Linked DNA regions of Homo sapiens: all the other regions are linked to region 1. Evidence: chromatin loops called from intact Hi-C (ENCODE). Cell type or tissue: Calu3. All regions are shown on one strand.

The links. Hi-C counts contacts between places; a loop is a spot of excess contacts. Peaks named below come from ENCODE experiments on the same cell type or tissue, not always from the same donor. Only the 100,000 strongest peaks of a DNase experiment are listed, where the experiment ranks them.
Region 2: it touches region 1 in a loop (4-fold over the local background); 3 of 110 quality-filtered maps call a loop at or near these places.
Region 3: it touches region 1 in a loop (4-fold over the local background); 2 of 110 quality-filtered maps call a loop at or near these places.
Region 4: a loop joins it to region 1, with 5 times the contacts of the local background. A loop is called at or near these places in 6 of 110 quality-filtered maps.
Region 5: a loop joins it to region 1, with 1.9 times the contacts of the local background. A loop is called at or near these places in 2 of 110 quality-filtered maps.

Annotation. Positions count from the first base shown.
Region 1 is chr15:96,168,991-96,173,990 of GRCh38, forward strand. All of the region lies in intron 3 of NR2F2-AS1 (NR2F2 antisense RNA 1), which reads right to left. All of the region lies in intron 1 of LOC112268156 (a long non-coding RNA gene), which reads left to right. It overlaps LOC105370997 (a long non-coding RNA gene), which reads left to right and starts at 2,593. Exons shown (of 3, transcript NR_188332.1): 1 at 2,593-2,655; 2 at 4,414-4,511; 3 at 4,762-5,000. In Calu3, no CTCF peak of the experiment used is centred here; DNase peaks (open chromatin) are centred at 2,071, 2,421 and 3,021.
Region 2 is chr15:96,230,121-96,235,120 of GRCh38, forward strand. The region is part of intron 2 of NR2F2-AS1 (NR2F2 antisense RNA 1); the gene reads right to left. Among named protein-coding and RNA genes, the nearest start is that of NR2F2-AS1, 94 kb to the right of the region's middle. In Calu3, no CTCF peak of the experiment used is centred here; DNase peaks (open chromatin) are centred at 1,071, 1,741, 2,381 and 2,771.
Region 3 is chr15:96,890,841-96,895,840 of GRCh38, forward strand. No RefSeq gene overlaps it. Among named protein-coding and RNA genes, the nearest start is that of SPATA8, 110 kb to the left of the region's middle. In Calu3, a CTCF peak has its summit at 2,661; a DNase peak (open chromatin) is centred at 2,651.
Region 4 is chr15:96,262,258-96,267,257 of GRCh38, forward strand. The region is part of intron 2 of NR2F2-AS1 (NR2F2 antisense RNA 1); the gene reads right to left. The region is part of intron 1 of LOC124903584 (a long non-coding RNA gene); the gene reads left to right. Among named protein-coding and RNA genes, the nearest start is that of NR2F2-AS1, 62 kb to the right of the region's middle. In Calu3, no CTCF peak of the experiment used is centred here; DNase peaks (open chromatin) are centred at 2,244, 2,594 and 2,894.
Region 5 is chr15:95,920,177-95,925,176 of GRCh38, forward strand. No RefSeq gene overlaps it. Among named protein-coding and RNA genes, the nearest start is that of NR2F2-AS1, 400 kb to the right of the region's middle. In Calu3, a CTCF peak has its summit at 2,391; a DNase peak (open chromatin) is centred at 2,455.

The DNA.
Region 1 (5,000 bases):
TGATGTTTTTTGAGTGTTCTAGAACGGGGGTCCCCAACCCCAGCCTGCGGAACCGTACCAATCTGTGGCCTGTTAGGAACCAGGCCCCAGAAGGAGGTGAGCAGTGGGCGAGGGAGCATCACTTCGGATCATGCTTCCTGTCAGATCAGCAGTGGCAGTAGATTCTCATAGGAGCTGACCCCCATTGTAAGCTGCTCACGCCAGGGATCTAGGTTAGGTGCTCCTTATGAGAATCTAATGCCTGATGATCTGAGGTGGAATAGTGTCATCCCAAAATGATCCCCACAACCCTGTCCATGGAAAAATCATCTTCCACAAAACTGGTTCCCGGTGCAAAAAGGTTGGGGACCACTGTTCTAGAAGATAGCAAGGGTTAAACAGTGAGCAATTTAAATTTTTAAACTATCGCTGATAAAAGTGTAAAAGTCCAAAAAAAAATCTATCTTGCCAAGTTCAAAGTGTTAGGAATTGATCTAGGAGGTCCCACTTCCGCAGACATAATACGGCAGTCTCCCCTTGCGCTTGAGGGATACCCTCGAAGACCCTGAGTGGATTCCTGAAACCGAAGACAGCACCAAGCCCTAAACATACTATGCACACATTTCTCTTTCCCTCTTCGCAGTTTCATGGATACTATATTCATTCTTATTGTAGATCTCAGCAACCTCAGGATACTTTTTCTTTTCCTTATTAAGTCCAGAACTTTCACCTTTTCATTTAGAGGAAGCACTTTGCGGCTTCCCTTTGGCATCTCCGAATTGCCAGCATCACTATACTTGCACTTTGGGGCCATTACTATGTAAAATAAGAATTACTTGAACACAAGCACTGTGACATTGTGACAGTCAATATGACAACAGAGATGGCTCCTAAGTGACTACGGGCAGGGGTGGGCATACAGCATGGATCCGCTGGACAATGGGGACAATTCACAGCCCAGGCGAGACAGAGCAGGATGGCAGAAGATTTCATCTATTCAGAACAGTGTGAAATTTAAAACTTAGGAATTGTTTATTTCTGGAATTTTCTACTGAATATTTTTAGACTGTGATTGACCACGGGTAGCTGAAACCATGCAAAGCAAAACTGCGGATACGGGGGACTGCTGTACTAGGAGTCGACCAAAATTTATAAAGCATTTTTTTTTCTTTCCCCCTTCCTCATAGGAGGAGGAAGTACCAAATTATGGTAGTCTTTATGGAGAAATGCTGCATAAATAACTGCCAACAGCAAACAATGTATTATCCCTATGGTTCAATCATTTCTTGGAGGTTAAAAGATCACACGTGAAGGCCGGGCACAGTGGCTCATGCCTGCAATCCCAGCACTTTGGGAGGCCGAGGTGGGTGGGTCGCCTGAGGTCAGGAGTTCGAGACCAGCCTGGCCAACATGGCGAACCTCGTCTCTACAAAAAATACAAAAATTAGCTGGGTGTGGTGGCAGGCGCCTGTAATCCCAGGTACTTGGGGGGCGGTGAGGCAGGAGAATCTCTTGAACCTGGGAGGCAGAGGTTGCAGTGAGCAGAGATTGTGCCATTGCACTCCAGCCTGGGCAACAAGAGCAAGACTCCATCTAAAAAAAAAAGAAAAAGAAAAAAAAAAGATCATACATGCATCTTCCCTACCATTTCTAGATTTGTATTAATAAATAAGCCAAGTCGGTGAATTCTCTCTCTCTCTGTCTCTCTCTCAACTACTATTGCTTTAATCTTCCTGAAGTAAAAGTTTTTAAAAGAGAGAAGGAAGGAAGGAAGGAAGGAAGGAAGGAAGGAAGGAAGGAAGGAAGGAAGGAAGGAAAGAGAGAGAGAGAGAGAGAGAGAGAGAAAGAAAGAGAAAGAAAGAAAGAGAAAGAAAGTTGGATTGTTTGATAGGAACATACCACCCTTGAGTCTTCCCCTCATGAAACATGGATGCAGAGTTTTGGCCGGAATTAAAATTGCTAAACTGTGTTTGAGGTTGGCAGAGGAAGTGGTATGGAATTTACCAAGACAGGCTGGGAGTTGAAAAAAATTATAATCCAGGTGCCTCACCTTTTCCTCCACTGGTTGCTTTTCCCCCTATGCCCTGACGCCTGGGAGCTTATTTACCGAGTCAATTAACAAAAGATAACCTCCCATTGTGCAACCATCAATAAATCAATCGTGTTAATACTATCTTGGAATGTCCCCGACTATTGACTTTCATATTGTTTACATTAGCCACTTGAGAAAGCCAGAACCCTTGAGTCGGCTTGTTTGGGCGTTAATGGATTCTGGAGTAGCCATTACTACATATAAGTCTCTTTACAAAATATTGAAGTTTCTCTGAGGTTCACCTGCTTTCTGAACACTGGCGGTACACTCTCCTCCCTCCCCACACGATCCTGCAGCACCGAGTTTGATGAATACTTAGGAAGGCAAACAATCATGATCAGTAATGGAACAGTCACTTAGGGTACACCTACTTCTTTGTGAGTTGAATAATCTATTTCCACCCACCCCAGCCCCACACTGTCAACCACCATCAACAATCCGGGGAATCAAGTTAATCTTCAATTAGGTGAAAGAATTTCAGGAACGAGTGCAGCTCAAGTTACCAAGTAACTTACTGTTGTGAAACGATTCATACTGCAAGCCGCCTAAATGCAGGGCTTTTGATGATATTCCCCGCCAACAAGGTAAGAAAAATCTTTCCAAGCAGTGACAATCTCTACATAGGGAACCTCCAAAACTTCTCAAGCTATCTTGAAAATTAATGCAACAGAACAAAATCTTTCTATATTTTCTCCATACATATTATAAAAAATAAGGTTGAATATCATAATCATAATTATAAAGCTGGGGTTTAGTGGGGTTTTTTGTTGTCATTAGCATTTCCTTCTTAATGGCATCAGAAATACTTAGAGAACAGGTTTTCCCTCAGAAGTCACAACTGCTCTGCTTCCAGGCCAAGGTAGTTTGCTAAGGCGCTCTATGCAGAGGGATTAAAAAGGAAGGTTGGGGGTAGCGAGGTGGGACACCAGTCCAGGGACTACAGAAGGTTCAGATTTCAGTGCTGGCTGCAGACCTGGGCAAAGTTCACTGCTCCCTTTTCACGACATGCTACATACTTTTCAAGTTCCCACTTGCTTCTTAGAGAGGAAAAAATGTGGCCTCCGAGTTCAGGTTGCTAAGGACAAGCTGAGCCAATTTAACCATGCATTCCTTTTCTAAAAGATAGGCTGGGTTGTTGTTGTTTTTTCACTGTAAATACCAGAAAGTCTTGATCCTCCCTACTCTAAACAAATACTTTTGCTACAACTTTGAAGTCATCTATCTTCCACGGTGGGAAACCAAGGATTGCATTCAGTAGCCTTTTCCTGCCTGAGTTTAGACAAAATTGAATAGTATTCTACTTTGTAGCACATCTTCTTACCAGACACCAGGCTTCGTTTTTCCTCTTGATAATGATGGGTATTTAAAATGCATATGACTATTGGATAATAAAACTCCCACTGTTCTAAGGCTTTCTTTTTGTCTTTCTTTTTTCTTTTCTTTTTTCTTTTTTTTCGCTTTGACTTCATGATATATATGTCTACTTAGGGTGTTTTGAAGAGAGTGAAGGAAACAGACAGGACTTTGAAAGGAAAAACAGACATCTAATTGGCTGTCTCTTGCCGACCCTCCAGTGACCCTGCACTGAATACCTCTAATGGACGTGTGTGATCTTGGAGCCTCTACCGCAATAAACGAGTTTTAGACTTTCAACTTGTTTTTGCAGCAGAATTCTTTATTCTCCTTAAAATTGATTTTTTAAAAAACGAGTGAGCAAGGCATTAGCATAGGTATTTTACACAAAAGGGTGAAATGGTTTTCTAATTTTATAGATTTAATATTTTTAAAAAGAATTTGGCTTCATTATGAATTTAGTTCATGTTAGTGTGTCATTTTACATACTCTAAAAAGTGGTTTTTTTAATATGGAAAGCAAATATTTGCCTTCAAAGCAGTAGTTTCTAAATCCAAAAAGTTCAGAAAGTCAGTTAGGAGGCAATAATCTTAACTCCAAAAATTAATAACTCTCATGACATTGTTTATGTGAAACCTTGGAACTTCCTGTGCTGTAAACCATCTTTGAGTCAAGCTAGAAAATAGTAAGAGTCAACTCAAATCCTTTATGCTTCAAAAAACACATGAGACTATTGAACAGGCTTTATTAAGTGATGTGGGGGTTAACGGTGAAAGCCCCCATTTCTATTTTTGTCAAAAGACTAGGAGCCTCATCCCCATCAGAGAGCTTTGCATTTCCCCTGCCACCTTAACTTCCTGGGAACTGCCAGGGTACACTACCTCCTTTCTTTTCTTCTTTTCTCCCTTTTCACTATCTAGCATTTCTTCCCTTTTATTGTTCTTTCTTCACGTCCATGTTGACCTTTTTTTTTTTAACTTATCATCTAGGATGAGTCAAGGCCTGCCTTGATGTTGCTCTGTGTCCTACCAGCAATTCTTCCTGGAATCGTCTGTTCACATGGATGTCTAAATGTTTAAGCACCCATGTAAATACTATGGTATCACTTTCTCATCAGTAGAGCTTTTGTGAGTTACAGAAAGGCTGAGACCAATGCCACAATTTGAGATTCCAATATGTGAAATAATAAAGACATCCCCTAACAGGACTTTTTAATAAATTAGGCTTTAACATTTGATATTTATAATGTTTTCTGAGAGTGTTCAATATAACAGAGAGTAGTATTCCAGTTATTATATATATTTATTTGGAAATAATGCCAAAACTCTACATTGTAGGCATGAAGGTGGGGCTTGCCTCCATCTGGCTCTCCTGCCACTTTCAACAACACACCCCACATCCGATCCTGCTTAGAGTCGAAGATGAATCTGGCATAATACAAACAGCACTGGACTGGAAGCATGAAGTTTCTCTTATCTGTGCCTTGGTTTCCTCATGTGGAAAATGAAAATGTTGACATAAATAATCACACAGGTCTCTGTTAGTACCATTTTGTGATTTTATATCGTGCTTACCA
Region 2 (5,000 bases), 61 kb after region 1:
TGCTTCACCCTTTTCTTTTTGATATCAGTGATATATTAAGGAAAAGATAAAGTAACTCTTAACAAAGTAACATTTTATTTCCCATGATTAGGTCTGTTGACAAATATAACAGGTATAACCAAAGTTTTATTAAGCAGTTAAATTTCCAATCTTGGTAAAAGATATCCAGAACCAGTCCACATTTGTATTTTAAATGTTTTTGTTTAACTCTTCTGCAGGAAAAAAAAAAAAGTGTTCCTCAGTCATTCATATGTGATACGAGATTCAGTGCATCTTGCAAAATATTATGTAAATATTTGAAAAAAACTGCTCTTTTCAATTGCAAGAAGGCAAACTGTAAAACGCATATTGTGTGGCAGCATAGATTTACTGTTTCAAATTGGATGATGCAGGCAAAAGTACTTTGTAAGTGGTAAATAAAGTTCTGCATATTTGCAAGTTATTCAAACTGCTTGTGAAGCTTCCTACATGAAGTTGATGGTGGTGGTGATAATGAATAACAATAGCTATTATTTACTGAGTGAGTGTGCCAGCCACCATTCTAAGCACTTAACATATATTTGCTTATTTATTACTCAGAAGAATTGGTGGAAGTTTGGTTGAAGTAGATACTCTTATTATTGCCACTTGACAGATAAACACTGACAGTACAAAGAAGTTAAGTAAATTGCCTTAGGTCATACAGCTCATCACCTTATGACTATTAAAGTAGTTCTTCATGACTTCACGCAACTGTAGTCACAAATGAAACTGCTGGCACAGAATTTATGAATTACTGTCTAGTTAGAATATATGATCCAGGTAACCCAACCTATGGCCACATTTCTTTTTGGTTATTAAAGTAAAAGCACACATGCGAACTTATTTAGATACCCAAAGATATGGCAGGCATCTTTGAACTAACGCACAGACTTGTTCTCTTTGTTTGAAATTGATTCAAATGAGTCATATGATCTGTACAAATGCTCTTCCTGTTCTAGAGTAAGACATGCTAAATGTTTAATAAATGAGTGTGTGCTTCCCAGTGTGGCAGTGTTTGCCTTTCTTACTTGGTGTGTTACTCAGAAATCTTTGGTTTGCTGGCTGGGTGCAGCAGCTCACACCTGTAATCCCAGCACTTTGGGAGGCCGAGGCAGGTGGATCACCTGAGGTCAGGAGTTCGAGACCAGCCTGGCCAACATCATGAAACCCCATCTCTACTAAAAATACAAATAATAATAATAATAATAATAATAATAATAATAATAACTGGGCGTGGTAGTGCATGCCTGCAATTCCAGCTGCCTGGGAGGTGGAGACAGGAGAATTGCTTGAGCCCGGGAGGTGGAGGTTGCAGTGAGCCAAGATTGCGCCACTGCACTCCAGCTTGGGTGATAAAATGAGACTGTGTCTCAAAAAAAAAAAAAAAAATCTTTGGTTTGCCATGAGTAAAAAGTCAACTGAAACCAACTAAAACCAAAAAGGAGAAACATATTAGTTCCAATAAGTGAGGAGTTTAGAGAGTTCAGTTTTCAGGTGTGGCTGGATCCAGGTACTCAAGTAATGTCATCATGCGCATCTAACTATTGCTCCTGCTCTGTGCTGCTCTGCTTCCTTCTCCATTGGCATCCTTCATCAGGCTTTCTTCACTGCAGTTAATGGTTTATATGTGGCTCTTCTAGAAGTGAGCATACTTCTTTCTTTACATCTCCAACCAATGTCTCAGGCAAGCCTTGTATTGGCAGAGCCTGGTATCATGTACCCATCTCTGAACAAATCACTTCCTTCAGAAGAATAAGACATCTGACTGGCTAATCAAGAAGTAGGAGGAGGAGAAAGTGGGGGGAAGGGAAGAGAACATAGAGAAGATGATGGTGATAAATGGACATGTGACATAAGAGTAGCCTCTCGTAGCCCAGAGGTGTCTTGCTGATTTTTATCTTTAATGTTATCTCAAAAATTTAGCTTCCAAAAAACAAAAAGAAATAGACCATTCCATCTCCTCTTTAGGTTATGTTGTTTATTTGTGCCTTATTTATTTTATTTAAAAGAAAATACTACAGAGTAGCTTTGAACAAGGCAAGGCTTATATGGATGATGCCATTTAGGAGCGAGATAGTTTCTTTCTCTGCTTCATTGTACTTGGTGATAATTATAATCGGTGCCCATGGTGACTCTTTATTGTGTCATTCCAATAAATTCACATTCATATTTAAAATCATAAATTAACAAGGGTTACTACAAAGTGTTCCTTATTACACATTTATAATTTCTCAGACACAAGGAAAATAATGGGAGTTTCCCTGTGGTCATTTGTCACATAATAATATCCTTCCGCCCTGCTGCATACAAAGGTCCCATTGATTGGAAGAGCAGCTACACTTGTGCGCAGGGCCAAAGGATTGGGGAAATTCTCAACTGGTTTAACAAGAATGAGCACCACACATTCTGAAAGGTCTGCAGTGACCAAGTCACCAAAACTGGGTCTGCAATGAGAATTGGGAAAAATTAGAGAAGTGCCTTTAGGCAACTAGAAACTGAGAGACCGAGAGTTCACATAAGAGCAAATGAGTATCTTGGGCCATGCCTTATATTTCTCCTGAAATTTCTTCCCACTCTCAACAGAGAGAGAGAGAGCCAAGGGAGAGAGCTATTCCATAGCCACATGGGTGCCGGTCCTCACACCCAGACCCTGAAGCCCCCGTAGCATTACTGAGAATTATATTCTCCCCCTTCCCTTGACTTTTTTGTTGAACTTTTCTTTTTCTTTTAGACCCAGGACAGAACATTGAGTAAGTCATACTCCTCAACTCATAGCACGCTATCGTTACAAGTTTGTGCCAAGCCCTTCACTCATGTGTTCATTAACTTTTATCTCCTTTTCCCCTTCCATTTTCCTCCCACAACCCATAAACAATAGCAGTATTGTGTTCGATGACATCCTTGAGTTTGTATGCATTCTCATAAGACACCCCAAATTTCCTTGCTCTGTCTGTATATGTACCTTATATACACATACGTTTATGTATAAGCATATATATACATACATGTTTACATATATACACATATGTATGTTTATACATAAATGGTGCCCACAGATGTTTTTGTGGTTTTCCTCCCTCTTAGTCAGTTTTTAAGATTTAATCTGCACTGCTTCATACTGCTGCATAGCATTGTATGATGAGCCTCCCTGACATCTCACTACCCATCTCCCCAGCGAAAAACACCTCAGTCACCCCATCCTCACCACCACACCCAATGCTGGGATGGGTTCCACTCCCAGGAGCAGGACAGCTGGGTCATGGGGCTCATGGATCAGTCTCCATCTGACTTCCCTGCGTTGACTATGAAGCACCCACCATGATGATGGTATCAGGTTCATAGCATGTGAATGGAAGAATCTGGGGCTCAAAGAGGTTAAGTGATCTGCCTAACTTCACATCGCTAGTTAAATGCTGGCGTCTGGATTTAAAGCCAAGTTTCTCTGACTCCCAGGTTCACATCCTTCCACCGTAGACTGCCCTCTGAGACAGCCACGTATAAAGGGGTCCTGGAGAACCTCTGACTGGCCTGCACACTGGGAGGAGTGTGGAGTCTCGGGAAGCTCATGCCATTTGCAGGAGGGAGGAGCCTGGCTCCTTCTCTTCCTGGGTGGTACCTGGGATTCAGCCTGTGAGGTGGGAAGCCTGTACTAGCAGGACTCTCACTATGCTGAGAATCTGCTTCCCCTTTTATTCCCTTTTGCCCAATAAATTCCGTTTTTCTAACCCTTCAAAGTGTCTGCAAGCCTAATATTTCGTGGTTGTGTGACAAGACCCCTATTTCAGCTGAACTAAGGAGAAAGGCCTACAACACTTCCATAGAGAGCTTATGTTTCAATATCCTAGGCTATAGGTAGCAAAGATTTGGTTAGCAATCTTTCTTGTAAGAAGGCCAGAAAAAGTATTCCTTCCCTTCATCAGGCATCCAATCCCCCCAGTGCCTTCAGGCCTGCTGGGAGTGGAGAACAGGGCCTGCCACAAGGTCATTGTATAATCAGAGGTGAGGGAGAGCCCCACTGGCTAGGGGCCAGGCAAACGTAGGCCTCCTCGCACCCCTGATGCAAGCAGATTAACAGCTGCCATCTGGCAAGCACAGTTTCTCCATGCAAACTGCAAACCTCACCCCCCGGGTGAATCACTGGTGTGTCCAATACCAGTCAAGCCCGATGAAACTCTGATGGCTCTATTAATGAAGATGAAAACTTGAGATACGCCAAATACAGATTAAATGGCATCTTGGTAACATGATTATCTCTGAATTACTAGCAGCAGAGAGACAGCCAAATGACTAATCTTGGGGAAGGCCGAGTGCTTTGGACAGAGGATTCGCTACTTCAGCCCCAGGGCATCATTTGCTGTATCAGAGTCGTATTTTACCACAGGGAACACCCAAGAGTGGTGGCTTCCTCTGCAGTAGAAAGTCACTCTGTTTCCAGAGAAGATTTACTTTCTTCAAGTTCTGAGATACCAAATGCAGAATGGTCTGAAACAAGATGACGAGGGAGTATGTCAGGAAAAAATGAGGAGGAATCACAGGAATCTGGCAGATGTTCCTGTCGATAGCATTGTTGAAATTAACAGAAATGAAAGGATAGAAATGATTGAGAAGGAAGCCTAAAAGCCACAAGCCAAGTCATTTTCTCCTGCTTTCTTTCCACTTCCGTCTTTAGCTCTCTAGTATTTAGTAAGCTCTTCATTCTTTTTTTTTGTTTTTTTTTGATGGAGTCTTGCTCTGTCGTCCAAACTGGAGTGCAGTGGCACAGTCTTGGCTCACTGCAACCTCTCCCTCCTGGGTTCAAGCAATTCTCCTGCCTCAGCCTCTTGAGTAGCTGGGACTACAAACACCTACCACCACACCCAGCTACTTTTTGTATTTTTCTTTTTTCCCGAGACGGAGTCTTGCTCTGTCACCCAGGCTGGAGTGCAGTGGTGTGATCTCGGCTCACTGCAACCTCCGCCTCCAGGGTTCAAGCGGTTCTC
Region 3 (5,000 bases), 720 kb after region 1:
ACAGGGTGGGTCATTTTCTTCACGCATTGCTCCTGTTCACATTTTTTTTTCTTTCTTTAAAATTGCGGAGGCTTGGCTGTTGCTATTTGGTGTTGCTTGACCCTTCTGGTCTCGCAATGACTCCCGGGGGTGAAGGAGAGCTTCCTAAAGTTCTGAAGGAGAAAATTTAATCAGCAAAGTAATCATTTCTGCTGTGATGGAAAAAAGGAGGCCGGTATGAATGACAAAACAGCTGTGGACCACCAAAAAAGTCAACTGGAATTGGAAGGAGGGAGACCTAAAAAAAAAAATTGCTTCGAAGGCATAGCATTAAAGGGAAAATGAATCAGAAAAGAGATCTGAAGTGCTAGAATGCACTGCTTAATAACTTTAAATAGTCCATTGAGTCTTCCGGAATTTTTTTTGTTCTTCTTCAAGAATAATCTGCTTACATCGTTAAGACCTCAGCTAAGCTCAGTAACACAAATTACCAGATGTTGTATCCCCTAGTTTTTCCATCAAAAGACCAACCACCAAGCTTGTTGAAAGAGAAAGGTCATTGTCCCTCCCTGGCTATAAAACTATTTTTGCAACTCCTAACAAATGAAATGAGAATACCTTTCAGCTGTAGAAGGAACCTATCTCCCGCTCCTTCGAAGTCCCCCTGTTTGGCTTTGTTATTTTCTAATAACGCACTCATGTGTAAGCTAATAACGTGAACAGAGGGAAAATGAAGAGACTTAAAAAAAAAAAAAAAAAGGAAAAAAGCAGAATGAATTAGGGCAATTGAGGTCGCTCTGTTTCATTTTTGCTGGAAGGATTTTAGCCCTAGTTTTTACCTTATCGCTTATTACACAATTTACGATAAAATGAGATGTGATTCCATTCTTATTGTTGTGCTATAGTCTATTGAACATGCATATATAGAATTCATTTCAGATTTAAACACTATCTTAATTATAAACTGAATAAAATGGACAACCTATCAGGTTTTCTAAATTGCATTCTAACAAATAGTTTCATTTTTTATCACATTTCTACTGTTGACATATTGGGTATAATAATGTTCAGGGAATATTCCCTTTTAATGCAGTGTCTTAATTGTGCCAAAGTATTTCCCATGTGACAACTAATAGTTTATTTCTGACTTACAAGTTTGAGAACTTTAACCGTATGTCATGCCTTGCAATATTTTTCATGATGATCTGCTTAAATAACACTATCAGGAATTTTTTTTTGTTTTAAAATCACCTACAAATGATATATATTTTGCATATTGAAAAGACATCATAAGTATATTACATGTAACTTTCTATTTTCTTTAATAAATAATGTGATTGCTTGTATTTAGGATTCATTTACAGACACTTTTCCAACAAAAGACTTACGTACATTAAGTTGAAAATATTGAAAGAAATATCTCAATTGTGATTAAAAATGAAATACCCAGTTAATGGAATATAGAATGCAATTTTTAAAGAAAAACATATGTGCCAGAACCTGAAAAGTTAAGTCTTATTTTTATATTTACTCACTACAAACTGTGAACGTTGCTTTAAATGAAAAATACGTACCTGATTAAACATATAGTTTTAAAGTAGTCCTAAATATAGTATATTTAAAGTAATCCTTCAAAGTAATTCTGAGTTAATAGCATGGGTCCTAATCCTCAGAATGTAATGCTATGTATTCTTTAAAAACGCTGATTTGTATTCATATGATATTTTAAAATGTAAAAGAATAATCATGCTGAGAAAAATCTGACATTGGAAACTGAAGACAACATATAATTTTGTAATTAAAGGTAAATTTTTCATATGTGCAGCATTTGTTGAAGAATTTCTAACTTAAAAATCACTTAAATTTAATTTTACATGTCAAATACATAACTATTTCACTGACACAGGGGAAAGAATTTAATTAGCACTTTAATGTTAATTGTTTATTAATGTGTTAAGCTTATCAAACTGCCTCATTTAACTTAATAGATATTGCTATACTTTCGTATATTATTCTAATAAAGTATACAATTTGGATTTTTTTCCCTTCTTTTTCAAGTTCCCATGCAACACCTACACGTAAACCTGGCCAACTGGTCTGTTAGAACAGAGCGGGGTGTTTCCTGAAGTTTGAACCTAAACTATTAAATAAAACAGTTATCCTGCAAGACCCAAGAGCTATTACTGCCTACTAATGTCGTCTTGCAGATACTTTTTTTGAACAGTACACAAGAAAGTTGATTCATTTCTCTCTCTCTTTGACTATAAGTAGGGGGTTGTCCAACACACACACACACACACACACACACACACACACACACACACACAATTTTTAGTCATTTTTTTCAATTTAAATGATTTGCTATCACAGTTACTCCATCTTTTATCTCTAAAATAGTTTCAACCCTGTTAATGTGTGCATGTACTTTTTTCTTATCAGCCTCTCAGCAGCATTTGTGATTCATAGCAGCCATCAAAGTGATAATAAACTCATTCACAATACTAACAAACACGGGGCTCCCAGTTATTTACGAGGCAAATTCACTGCAAGGCTGGGCTGTGGAACGGGAGAATCAAGATGGTGTTGATTGATAAATTGACAGGTTAATTTACAAGTGGATAATAGGAGTTAGACCCAGAGGGAAAGAAGGAAGGTCTGAATTCTAGCTTGGTTGCACTGCCATCTGTCTTATGCCCAGAAAGCTGCAGGACTGCTGGCTGGCAGGATCAAATACATACACATTCTTCATAACTTAAAGACAAAGACCTCCATTTACTGCTTTTTGATGGGTTTGTTGCCTTGGTTCTTCACACAATTGACCCTCAATATGTCACAAACAGTGCCACGTCTCAGTGTTTTTTATAAGTGCCACTTAGAACATGACTTAGAATAAGTTATTCTGTCAGTTTCACAAAAACAATGAACAAAATTGCTTTCAAGACTATATTTCACAAATATTAATTGTCATTGGATTGTTGAAGAGTGAATGCATTCTTTCAGATTTCCAAAGCCTCTGAGATGTCCTTGTTCTAGGATGTACATCGCCCCCCACCACCCCCACAAAAAACACACATATACCTTTTCTTTTTCATCCTTGGTATTTAGATGCTATCGGTCTAGCTATTTACAAGATAGGGTAAAGCAAATTGTATGAATCTCATGTTAAACATTTGCATCACTGTTTTTCCTAGAGTTTTATTGTTGTAAATTTGAACATATTTCATAATTTTAAACAATAAGTTTACAAAGTTCTTTTCAAAATGGAGTACTAGTGCATTTGTTTATGTTTCATTTCCAGTGAAATATTTTATTGTACAGGCCAGCCATTTTTATTTTAGTTTTGTAGGAACAGGCCATTAAAAATCTTTTAGGTCTTGTGTAACAGGGACATATTATCATAAGTTCTCAGGAAATTGCCTCGATTGGGCTAGTGCCACTGTGAGTTAGATGGCAAATTTGCAACTACTGTCACTTTGGGAGAAAACCTAGTCTTTGGTCTTTTAAAATTGGTTGGTTAGCAGCAGTGGCTATGCTGGGGGCCTCCAAAATTGCCGGGCTGTGGTTCTTACTTGCCAGCACTTATAATTCTGAAAGTCGCCGGTCTCAACCCAAACCTTTTCTCCCCATATCGCTACATTGTAGGCGAACACCCTTCTCAGATTCCAAATCCATTTAATGCTTAGTTCATGTTAAAACTTGGTAGGTTTGAACAAATACTGAGGAGTTCAACACATTTTCAAAGGAAATTGAAAAAGGCACAAAAGAGCATGTCTGCTCAGCTTCTGCAATTCATTACGAAATGCCAACACTAATACTATTTTTAAACAGATTGCTCCTATTAATCAAGGTATTAAAATAAACTATTAAAATTATGCCTCTAGTTGAGTAACATGAGAAAGCCCATGGAAAATATCTGGTCAAGAATGAATGTCAGAAAAATAAAAACAAATAACTTTGCATGCATGGAATTTTATGGTGTCACAAGGTTAAAAATGTCCCCTTAAAGGGTAAATATCCTTTGAAAAGAAAATGCATTTATGTGTGAATGGGAGGTTGAATGGCCTTTACTGCTTTGTTTAAACATAGACAATCATCTTTGTAATTTTTTTTGGCAAGTTGTATATTTTTCAAAAGAGACTCATAAAAGATCGCATGTTTAAGATTGCTAATTTTTCTTGATGTGGTGACTTTTTTATTAAAAGGGAGTCTTTTCTTCAGTAAAGTGTTTAAGTAGTTTTTAAATTTCACAATCTACAGATTGAAAACCTAAATTCTTTCCTCAGACTGTGAAGCAAGGCATTTTCTTTCTGAGGACTACTTAAACTTTGCATTATATATTTTCTATTTAAAGTCTCAGTGACAACAAGTGTTATGCAAAATAGGAAAATAATTGATAAGACAGCTTATAGAAATGTATGCTTTTATACATATTTATATAGGGAATGTAATAGAAGAAAAATATGCTCAAAATTTAGTTTAATACTTATCTCCTGTCTCTAAATTCCAATTGTAAAACTGTTAGATTCATAGAGGCATAATTTCTAATATATTATACTTTTTAACTTAAAATATGTTAACTTCCTAGAGATTTGTTTTTAGTGAATAATTCTCAAACCTCATGACTCCACTAAGATGTAGCAGAACTCGTTTTCATCAGAAGCATGTTGACATGGAAGAGAATAAAGGCCCAATGCAAGAATGGGCAGTCATTGATAATTTTATTTGTTTAAAATTGTGAATTATTTTTAGTAAGTGGACTTCTCTCCCGTGCACAATTAAGAAGAGGCTTTGTCTTTTTTTCTCCTCAGGTACTAAAATAAATTCTGAAGCCAAGATAACAACAACAACAACAACAAAGATATCAGATCTAATATCCCACCCAATTTCTGAGTTAAGCCAGTGACAGGTATATTTCGAAGCAAGACTATTTAGACACATTGATTTTTGTTGTCACTTTCTTCTTATTTCATATGTCACATCAAGGCTTGGAAATCGGATGAATGTAAGAAGGGTCCGCTGAT
Region 4 (5,000 bases), 93 kb after region 1:
ATTCAAAACATTTCAAAGAATATAAAGGGGAGAAATATTCAACTACATAACAAACCAGACCAGTGGTGGGTAGATCTCCGTTAACTGTGTTGAACTTCTGCTCTTTTCTACGAGGGTGTAGAGTGAATCCCATCATACAAACGCCTTATGTCTGGAAAGCTTGGAAGCACATGTGGTGTCAATGGGGATATATTTACAAAGGAGATGAAAAAAGGGCTTTAGGACCTCCCAAAGTTGAACCTGCTCTATTATTTTTAGTTGAGAGACACATCCTAATGAGTTCTGAGTCTAGCAGAGACTTGTAAAACTATGTAGAAAAGGTGACAAATATTAACAAGGGTGGTGGGGTTGTTTTATTTTGGAGGAATTTTTGTTTGCTTGTTTTTAATCTTTACACGTCTTTCAAATGTCAGCTAAGTTCTATTCTTTCTACCATGTGACAATTTCTTCTAACTATTGTGTAACAGTTGGAAGGGATGTTAGCATAGAGACGATTTATAAGCAAGCAGGTGACCTGCAGATGCTATGGGGAAACTAGCCCTTTTCTTAACATGGCCTTAAAAGTACCTGCCCTGCTACAGGAAAAATGATATTCTTTTACAACATTTATAAGACATCATGTCCTCAGCAAGAATTAACATTTGGCATTAACGAACGCACAGTTCTGGCCATAACTTCAAGAAAAGAAATTTTACAACCAGTAATGTGCTTAAATCCTTCCTGACCTGCCCTCTGTAATACATATCCCCAACCTTTCACCTTCAGAAATAGCCAGTACGGGGACAAAGATGGCTACCACAGCTATGGCCATCTGGAGCCCCGTGAGCTAGAAAAGACGGGGGAAGTACTGTCAATGGAGGGGGCAGAAGTACTTTCTAACATCAGACCCAGCCCAATGCCCGTCTGCTTATGCAGCCAGTTTCTGGGTATAGGCAAGTATTGCACTGGAATTATCCCTCATATATGAAAACACAATGTAATCTCACTTAGCAAAACCCAGGTTTCTTTCTTTTTTTATGAGTACCTGTTCTGGGAGATATGCCAAAAATTCAGGGATAATTTAACCAAACCATCAACAACTGGACAACTTATTTAACTCTTTGGTGAGTGTTACATGAACCTTTTTGCTGGCGTCAAGCCACCACATAATGAATCCTGACGCCAGACACAGAGGGTTTGATACATTAGAATAAAGGAAGAGGTTCCTTACTATACAATATATAAAAGAACTAGCTTCTACCAACAGGTTGTTGCCATCTTAGAAAATAGGAATCTGTGTCTCCTGAAAGTCTATTCCTTGAACACCAATGCTACAAGCTTATCCTTTATAAAACGGTTTGGGTAATCAGATCTATTGAAGATCAAATGTCCTGGGGATTCACAGTGCATAGTAATGTGCTGGAGGCTTTGGGGGCCCTGCTGCAAACAATCATATTTAACTCAGGTTAATCTACTGTTTCTCACTTGACCCCGGACATTTTTTTAAATCAATGTTTTGAGACATGAAATTACTATTTCAAACGTCTTCTGGAGAACACTGATTTAAATCTACTGCATGGCTGACAAACGAGTCCACCTCTTTTGAAAGCTGAGCAAGCCCCTTTAGGAGGACCCTTGGCTGAATAAAGGAAGTCTCAACCCAACTGCAAGAAGGTCTTCGCCATTCCTCTTCTGAGGATATGCTGACCTTGGGCCGTGCATATTCTCTTCTTCTAATTAAGACACGTTGCATGTTCTGTGGCTACCAAAGACGAAAACAGTAGACCTCACCAATTGCCCATGGGTTTCACAAGTGGCACTGGTTACCTACATAAATATTTGTCATACATCAAATAAATGCTTCACGTACATTGATTTTTCTTATGGACTCCTTTTCTTTTAAGATTATGTACAAATCCACTCTCTCTTTCCACTTCAAATAATAGACAAAAGCTATGTTTATTCTTCCTATTCTATAACCAAAGTCACTCATACATCAAGATCATTCAAGAAAGCCTAGCAGTATGCAAGTGAATGAGAGTGGCATGACTGTGAAGATAATCTTGGATCTACTCTAATTTAATTTTTTTAAGTAAATCATTTGCAAACTCCAGCACTCTAACTAGTACAAGTAACAAATTACCCATGAGGAGCCTCAGAGGCTACAGGTGACAGAGCTGTGTTGCAACACCTTGGCAAGGATCTTTGTACTACAGCCTTGGTTCTCAAACTGTACAGTGCATCAGAATCACCTGAGGGCTGTGTTAAAACACAGATCTCTAGGCCCCACCCCTAGTGAGTTTCAGTTTCAGTGGGTTTAGGGAGGGGCCCAAGAATGTGCATTTGCAACAGGCTCCCAGGTGATAGGGATGCAGCTGCTCTGGCTGGGGGACAGCACTTTGGGAATTACAACTGTACAGCAGTTCCCTAATGCTCCCGATCAGGATTACCTGGAAACTTTGTTAAAAACACTAAGTCTCACCCTTAGCCCCAGACTCCTGAGATGGACTCTCTAAGAAGGAAAGTCAGGAATCTGTATTTTTAATAAACTCCCCAGGGGATTCAAATCATCCAGCTCTGGACTACTTCAGCCTGAGAAGAGGGGCTTGCCTTTTAGATCTGGGCCTGACGTCTTGAACCTTTGCCGGCCTCTGGGCACACGGACTCTCCCTGCTAGAGGCCCCTTCAAAGTGCAAGCAGGCTGAAGACACGTGAATGCCTCCTCCAATAACTTGTCCAGTAATTGGTATATTGATTGCTAATGTCATCATGTTTTAGTATATATAAACCCCTCACTCTATTACACAGCCCCCAACAATCCAAAAAGTCATTGTTTATTCATTGTGACTCCCAAACTGGCCCTTGTCAGCTCCTGCTGGAGAGCTTGCTGATAAAAATCAGCAGATGATTGGACGCACACATTCTTAACATGACTGACCCATGACATCTCAGAGGGCAGCTCGAGAGCCTGTCATTACAGTACAATACATTTCTTTCTTCTTTCTTATCTAGCCCAGATGACTTCGAGATTTTTATTAACTCATTAATGACTGAAGATGTCATTAGAACCAGTGGGAAGGGTTATTTTTCTGTCTCTCTCTCTCTCTCTTTTTTTTTTTTAAGTGGGAATAAGTGTGCAATTTGCTGGGAAAGGGGGAGGGGCTCATTGATGAAACAGCTAAGACAAACCTAAGTGGAGAGACCCTTGGACTTTATTAGAATCTGAAATTTGATTGACGGGTCCTGGACCTGAAAATCTGCAGACAGAAATACAAAGTTGCTTCAGAAACATGTTGGGAAGAATGGGACAATTTGATCAAGGAAATAGCGACCCATAAAATTCAGTAATTTTTATTGTGTTGTGGACTCAATCTTTCCAACATAACAGCTAAACAAACAAACAAAAACGTCAGAGTAAAGCTACTGAAACCTCTAAATGTTTCTTAACCTACACGTTCATTAAATCATATCTTGTTTCTGCGTGCCTTTAATTTTCACATCTGCAAAATTGCTTTTAGAAATCAAATTAGATCTTTTGAAGGCACTTAAATTGCAACAACCTTATGTTTTTTTATATACTCTTGGGTTTCAGCCTTTTCATCTGGGTTGTGTGTCCAATTAATGGGATATCTCAAGGAAGCACTAATCATTTTGAAAACTTAAGAATATAAAAAGCAAGCAGACTATTTTCATTATAACTGATTGGATTGAGAATAAGCTACAGAGGAAATGTTCAATAATTATGATAACTTTTTTGGAGGAGATCACAAAAGAATGTCAGTCACAGAAGGTGCTTTTCATTGTGACAAAGGCTTTCAAGTCCAGTTTCAGTAGATTCCTCTTCGGGGTTCAGCCTCAGGCATGTCAGAAGGCTGCTCTGAGAGTGGGTTTTACACTGATTTTTATCAGCCCCAGATAATTCACTTGGCAAAGAAAACATCTATTACTAGATGTATCTCATATGTTACTGAATGTTTACTAAATTTTACTACTGTCAAAACACATTGTAAATGAACAGACCCTCAGAAGAACGAGGGAAATCTATTCCTCAGAAGAGAAAATGGTTGTCTGAGGACCTACAAAGATTTTTGCCCAAGGAAATTAATGCCAGTAAACTATGACCAAGATTTAAATATGCTTTCAGCCAAGTTTTATGCTTAAATCACCTAATTACATCTTTCTTTCTTTATTTGCCTGGTGGAGAATTATATTCATTACATGTTATGGTAAACAGAATAATTAGTTAATATTTACGGATTAATTAAATACAATCATTTTATCTAATTCAGTAATAACGGTGCTGAATTTTATTTTTCACATTTCTGAACATGATGCCAAACACCCAGATGAAACCTAGGAGGAGAAAAGAGTCAAAAATCCAGATGTTATTAAAGATCCAGATGTATGGTATCAAGTAAACAGAACATCAAGGATTTTTACTTTTCTTTTTTCCATTTTCATCCAGATGTTTGGTGTCGTATAGACAAAGTCTTAATCTGTTCAGTCACAATCACAGCGTTATTTAATATCATTTGCCAATATTTCACTCCCTTCTTCACAAAATGATCTCTAAAAATCCTATGTAATGCATTCACGAGGAAAACAAGGATATTTTCTTCAGAAACAAAAATATAATGCCCAGTGGATTCATAAGACCAGATTACCATCCAGGATGGTGCCCAAGTCTCTATGTTGAAAAACATTTCATATCTGCATTTTTAAATGATGAAAGTTAATTCACCTTAAATGGTTGGAATGGAAACTTAATTTTAATTGACATGCACATGCGAATTTCAGTCCTAGTAGGTAGCTTTGGAGAATAACAGGCTCTCAAGTGTAAATGATGGTCATCTTTTCAATGGGATCCTTTCCCAATTCATTCACTTATCATTAAATCCTAAAAGAGATTACCCGCCATTTTAAGAATAATTTCTGCTTTGCAACTTTGGGTACCTTAAAGCACTGACCCAGGGACTTAAGAACTTGATGCTGAGCCCCAGCATCTCATTTTTCTGTGTGAC
Region 5 (5,000 bases), 250 kb before region 1:
TACACACACAAACATACTCTGTGCCCATATCAATAGATTATTATGCATAGAGTGAACATGGTTATCTACTGCAACATTAATACAGTAGAAAGCTCCCTGGCCTTGGAATCTGAAGGTCTGAGTTTTAGAACTTTTCTTTGGCAAGTCTTTTCACTTGGTCTCAGTTTTCTCATCTGTAAGATGAAGTCTTTTTAACTACCAGAAGAGCTCTAAGTGTACAATATTCTACAATAACTTTATATATCCTGTCACATTTCCCTTCATGTATTAGCTTCTGGGAAAATCCAAATGGAATTTAATATTGGTTCGATAAATAACAATTATACATGAGCACATACTGATGTCTAGACACTAAACTTGACAATAGAGATTCATCAGTGAACAAAGTTCCTGCTTTCATTGAGTTTGCATTCTACTTAACTCACAGAAATATATCAACCTACACTTTAAGAATAAAGTTTGTATCCATGTCTAACACAGTTTTGGATTTCTTTTCTATGTGATTTCATCTACTTCATCATTTAATTATCTTTGTTGTAAACAACCTCAAATAGTCTTCAGGAAAGCAGGAAAGGTCTTAAATAAAAATAAATAATGCTCTTGGACACTATGGAGAGCAACAAGCATGTCTAAAAGCCCCAAACTTAAGAATAAGTTGAATAAGAATAAGAGAGACTCCTGGAGCAGAATTGTGTTATGGGCAATGCATCTTCAAAACAGGACACGTTTCTTTAACTAGTTAGAGTCTTTAATGGAAGAAAAGAACAGGAAAGTCAGGGAATAGTGATTTTGACTCACACCACTGAGGAAGGTCATTAGAAAGAAGCATCAATAAGGCTTTTTAAACCTTTCCTACTTGTAACACACAGAGCCAAGCTTATAGGAAAACTGGAACTACAAAAATTACAAATGGCAACGCTATTATTTGGCACATAGTTGCCAAAGGCATTCAATATAAAGATTTTACAGAGGTGTCAACTGATACATAGCAAACACACAAACAGTCTCCAACACTGTAAAATAGGCAAGGAAAGCTAGGGCAAAATATTAAGTATATAAATTATATACATACATATTTTTTGCGATACAGGCTGGGGAAGTGCTTGCTAGGCACTGTAGTTAAAATGAGCAATAAATACCAGGGCTAATGCTGCCAATGTCTTGTTGGGCATGGGTGGGGAGGGGGGGGTTCCATTCAATATAGTTTTGATTTTCCAGTCTGTGGTTCCAATTCACATTTTGGAAAATGAAATGGTTAGAATATTTCTTGCTGGTCTGTTATACATTTAAAACAGGTTTCAATGCTCTCTCTCTCTCTCTCACCATCAGGACTCATTTGAGGAGTCAGACATGTGAAAGAGAACATTGACTGCTTTTTAGGATCAGCCTCCTCTTCCACCCAAGATAAGGCTTTGCTGCAGAGGTCAAACAACTGTCCTTTCTCCTCCCCAGGACATTCCTGGGGAGGAGAAAGTGAAGGCACAACCTCACTGGTGCTGGAAAGCATTGCAACAGAAAGAAGTGGTTCACTTTCTCTAGGCATCATTCCACTTTCTGGGAAACACAAGCTTGAATTGGAGTACAGTAGTGACCTTGCATTGAAATAGCACACTCTGTAACCCTGTCACAGCCAAGGCAATGAAACGATGACAATTTCCCGTTTAACTTTTTATATTCCTATTTTGTTTTACTTTACAAATCTGGTGAGAAAACACCATCTTCCTTTAAATTCAGGTAAAAGAGATGTCACAGATTAAAAATGCAAATATTGGGGAAGACGCGTGCAAATGACAGAGACTTAGTGGGAAAGAGTGAGGGAGTAAAAGCCGGAGGACATCCTTCTGTGTGCTAGCTATTTACTCTGGATTTTTCCAGTCGCAAGAAGAAAATTACAACGTGTATAATGAATGCCAAATAGAAAATAAAGTCATTTTTATTTAACTTTGGGATGAAGGTAATCTTCGTATTTGTCTGCCAATGTGTCTTTGATTGTGTTTTATTTGGGCTAATGTTAATATGAATCAATGAGCTCTTAGAATTCATCGAACTCCCAACTCTCATTTTGCAGATGGAGAAGCAAAGTCAAGTTAGGGGAATTACGAGACTGGAGCTCCAACCCAGGGCGGTGGCTTCAGTCAGAGCTTTTTCCATGTGGACTGAGACAGCACACAAGGGCTCAAGCAGGGAATGCGACCTGGACACTCTGGGCAGGGCTTGGGAAATTTTTTTAGCTTGAATTTTAAATAAAACTTTAAATTTCAGATGCGACCAATGATACGAGCAGCAGGCTGTTAAGATCACAAACACGGGGCAGGAATGGTTCCCCGAGCGGTCAGTCCTCCACAGACATGCCTCTCTCTCGAGTGTTCCCCCAACTTGATGGTCTGTTACTCCAGGCTGCAGCAGAGGTTCATGGTGATATCCCTTCCCTGGCCACTTCCTGTAATTCTGCAATTTGGGCACAAGAGTCCCCTACATACCTGTGCATGCAGCCTTTCTGCCTGAGCACCTCACTCACGACAACATGCTTATATTTGTACAGCTCTGAGTACTTTCATAACTACTCCCTCATTTAAAAGTCATCAGAACAGCTGAGGGCAGACAAGGACACTGAGGCTCAGACATGGAACTTTACACTTAGAACTACCTTTCTGAGCTCTGTCCCTCAGCCTACTAACTTGAACAAATATCTTAAATAGTATGAGTTCAATAAAATGAAAAAAGACAAAGTTACCTCATTTACTACCACTAGTTCTAGAAAGGCAAATGTTATCAAGAATAATATTTTATATAAAGGCACGGATTTACAAAGTAGATAAATTTGAGAGCAGTGTATTGGACTGCAAGAGAAACCCAACTCCAAACCACCACACCTTTTAAAAAAAAACAGTCACCCCCCTCAAATTTTATCCAGTTAAGGGAAAAAAAATCTTAGTTTACTTACAACTTATGAGCACATTTGTTATGCGAATTGAAATATATCTGCTGGGGCCGGGCACGGTGGCTCATGCCTGTAATCCCAGAACTTTGGGAGGTGGATCACGAGGTCAGGAGTTTAAGACCAGCCTGACCAACATGGTGAAATTCCGTCTCTACTAAAAATACAAAAATTAGCCGGGCGTGGTGGCGCGCATGTAATCCCAGTTACTCAGGAGGCTGAGGCAGGAGAATCATTTGAACCTGGGAGGCAAATGTTGCAGTGAGCCAAGATCGTGCCACTGCATTCCAGCCTGGGCCACAGAGCAAGACTCCATCAAAAAAAAAAAAAAAAAAAGAAAGAAAGGAAAGAAATATATCTGCTGGGGTTTAAAGAAATAAAAAATTATTTTTTAAAAAATATATTGAGTACCTTTTACATAGCAGAGCCTGTGTTAGGTTTTTTGGTTAATGAGAAAATAAGTCACAGTCCCACCTGGGAGACTTCACGACCCATTTACTTGTCTCCATGAAGCCATGTACTAAAGCCGCTGTTGCAGAAATATCACAGGATGCAGATATTTACAATAAGGAAAGTCTCAGGGAAAAAAAAGGCTAATAATGAAGGTGACGTCAATGGCTAAATATTCATCTATAATTATCAAAGTCAGTTTGCGTAGGCGATATACCTGCTTATCGATATGAGATAAAGCACTTTTAAAAAAGCATATCAGAAAGCAAGTCGGTGTGAATGTTGTTGTTCTAGGAAAAGGTAATCTAATTTATAAAATCAGTAAGTTGCCCACAAACTGTAGCACTTTGTTTTATTAGTAACAAATGACGTAAGACACACCTCACAACCGAGGTTGGGGAACAGTTGCTCAGCAGCTGTGAAAGCCTGGGAATCTAACTGCAGTTTCACAATTTCACCTCCGGACCTGACTAGTCATTTCATTTTAAGATGGTTAAAATCTATAACACACACACACACAAACACAAACACAAACACACAAAATGATCTCTGTCCACTAGTTCCTATAGAAACACAGGAAATACTGCACCCAGAACTCACCTTCCCTAACACTCCAGACCTCTCCCCAGCCTTGCTGTTGACAGTTCACCTGTTAGGCTCATGAGGGGCTTGGAAAGGTCCACTGAGCTCACGATAAAAAGAGTTCAAAGTCCCACAGCATCTTTGTAGCCCACGAGCTACTGACAGTTCACACTGCTCCAAGCAAGGAGCAGGTATTGGAGCTGGGAATGGTGGGGCAACACCCAGCTCTCTGGGGGCAGGACTGGATTCTAAGCCCAGCCACAGGGAACAGACGAGGAGGGATGCTCAGAAATGGAAGCATCTTGGCTTTCCTCAGCTTTTCTGTTTCTGCTATTGATTACTAGGGTTAGAAGCAAACTGAAGAAGAAGAATAAAAACTATGTAAAGGCCTTTCCCAGTCCCAAGAAGATGAATGCCATCCTGAGAATCGAGGACGAGCATTTAAGGTGACTTTTTGCATGTGTATCATTGTTTTAAACTTGTATTGCAGGCCGGGCGCTGTGGCTCACACCTGTAATCTCAGCACTTTGGGAGGCTGAGGCTGGCGGATCACAAGTTCAGGAGTTCAAGACCAGCCTGGCCAACATGGTGAAATCCTGTCACTACAAAAAATACAAAAATTAGCTGGGCATGGTGGTGTGTGTCTGTAATCCCAGCTACTCGGAAGGCTGAGGCAGGAGAATAGCTTGAACCTGGGAGGCGGAGGTTGCAGTGAGCCGAGATCGTGCCACTGCACTCCAGCCTGGGTGACAGAGCAAGACTCGTTCTCAAAAAAAAAAAAAAAAAAAAGTTGTATTACATTTAATTGTATGGGATGTTGACCAAAACGTCCTTTTTCCTAAGGCTGTTTATATTAATAATCCTTTCAAAACCTAAAGTTGAAATTTAAATCTTTTCGATTTCCTTTTTGGTTATTTTTCCCCTTTCCTTCATTGCGGGAACTCACTGATTTATTATCTCCTGGATATTTCCTGGGCCCTGGTGACTTTATTCTGGGAACTAAGAGATAACCAGGTGGTCCTCAAACCTT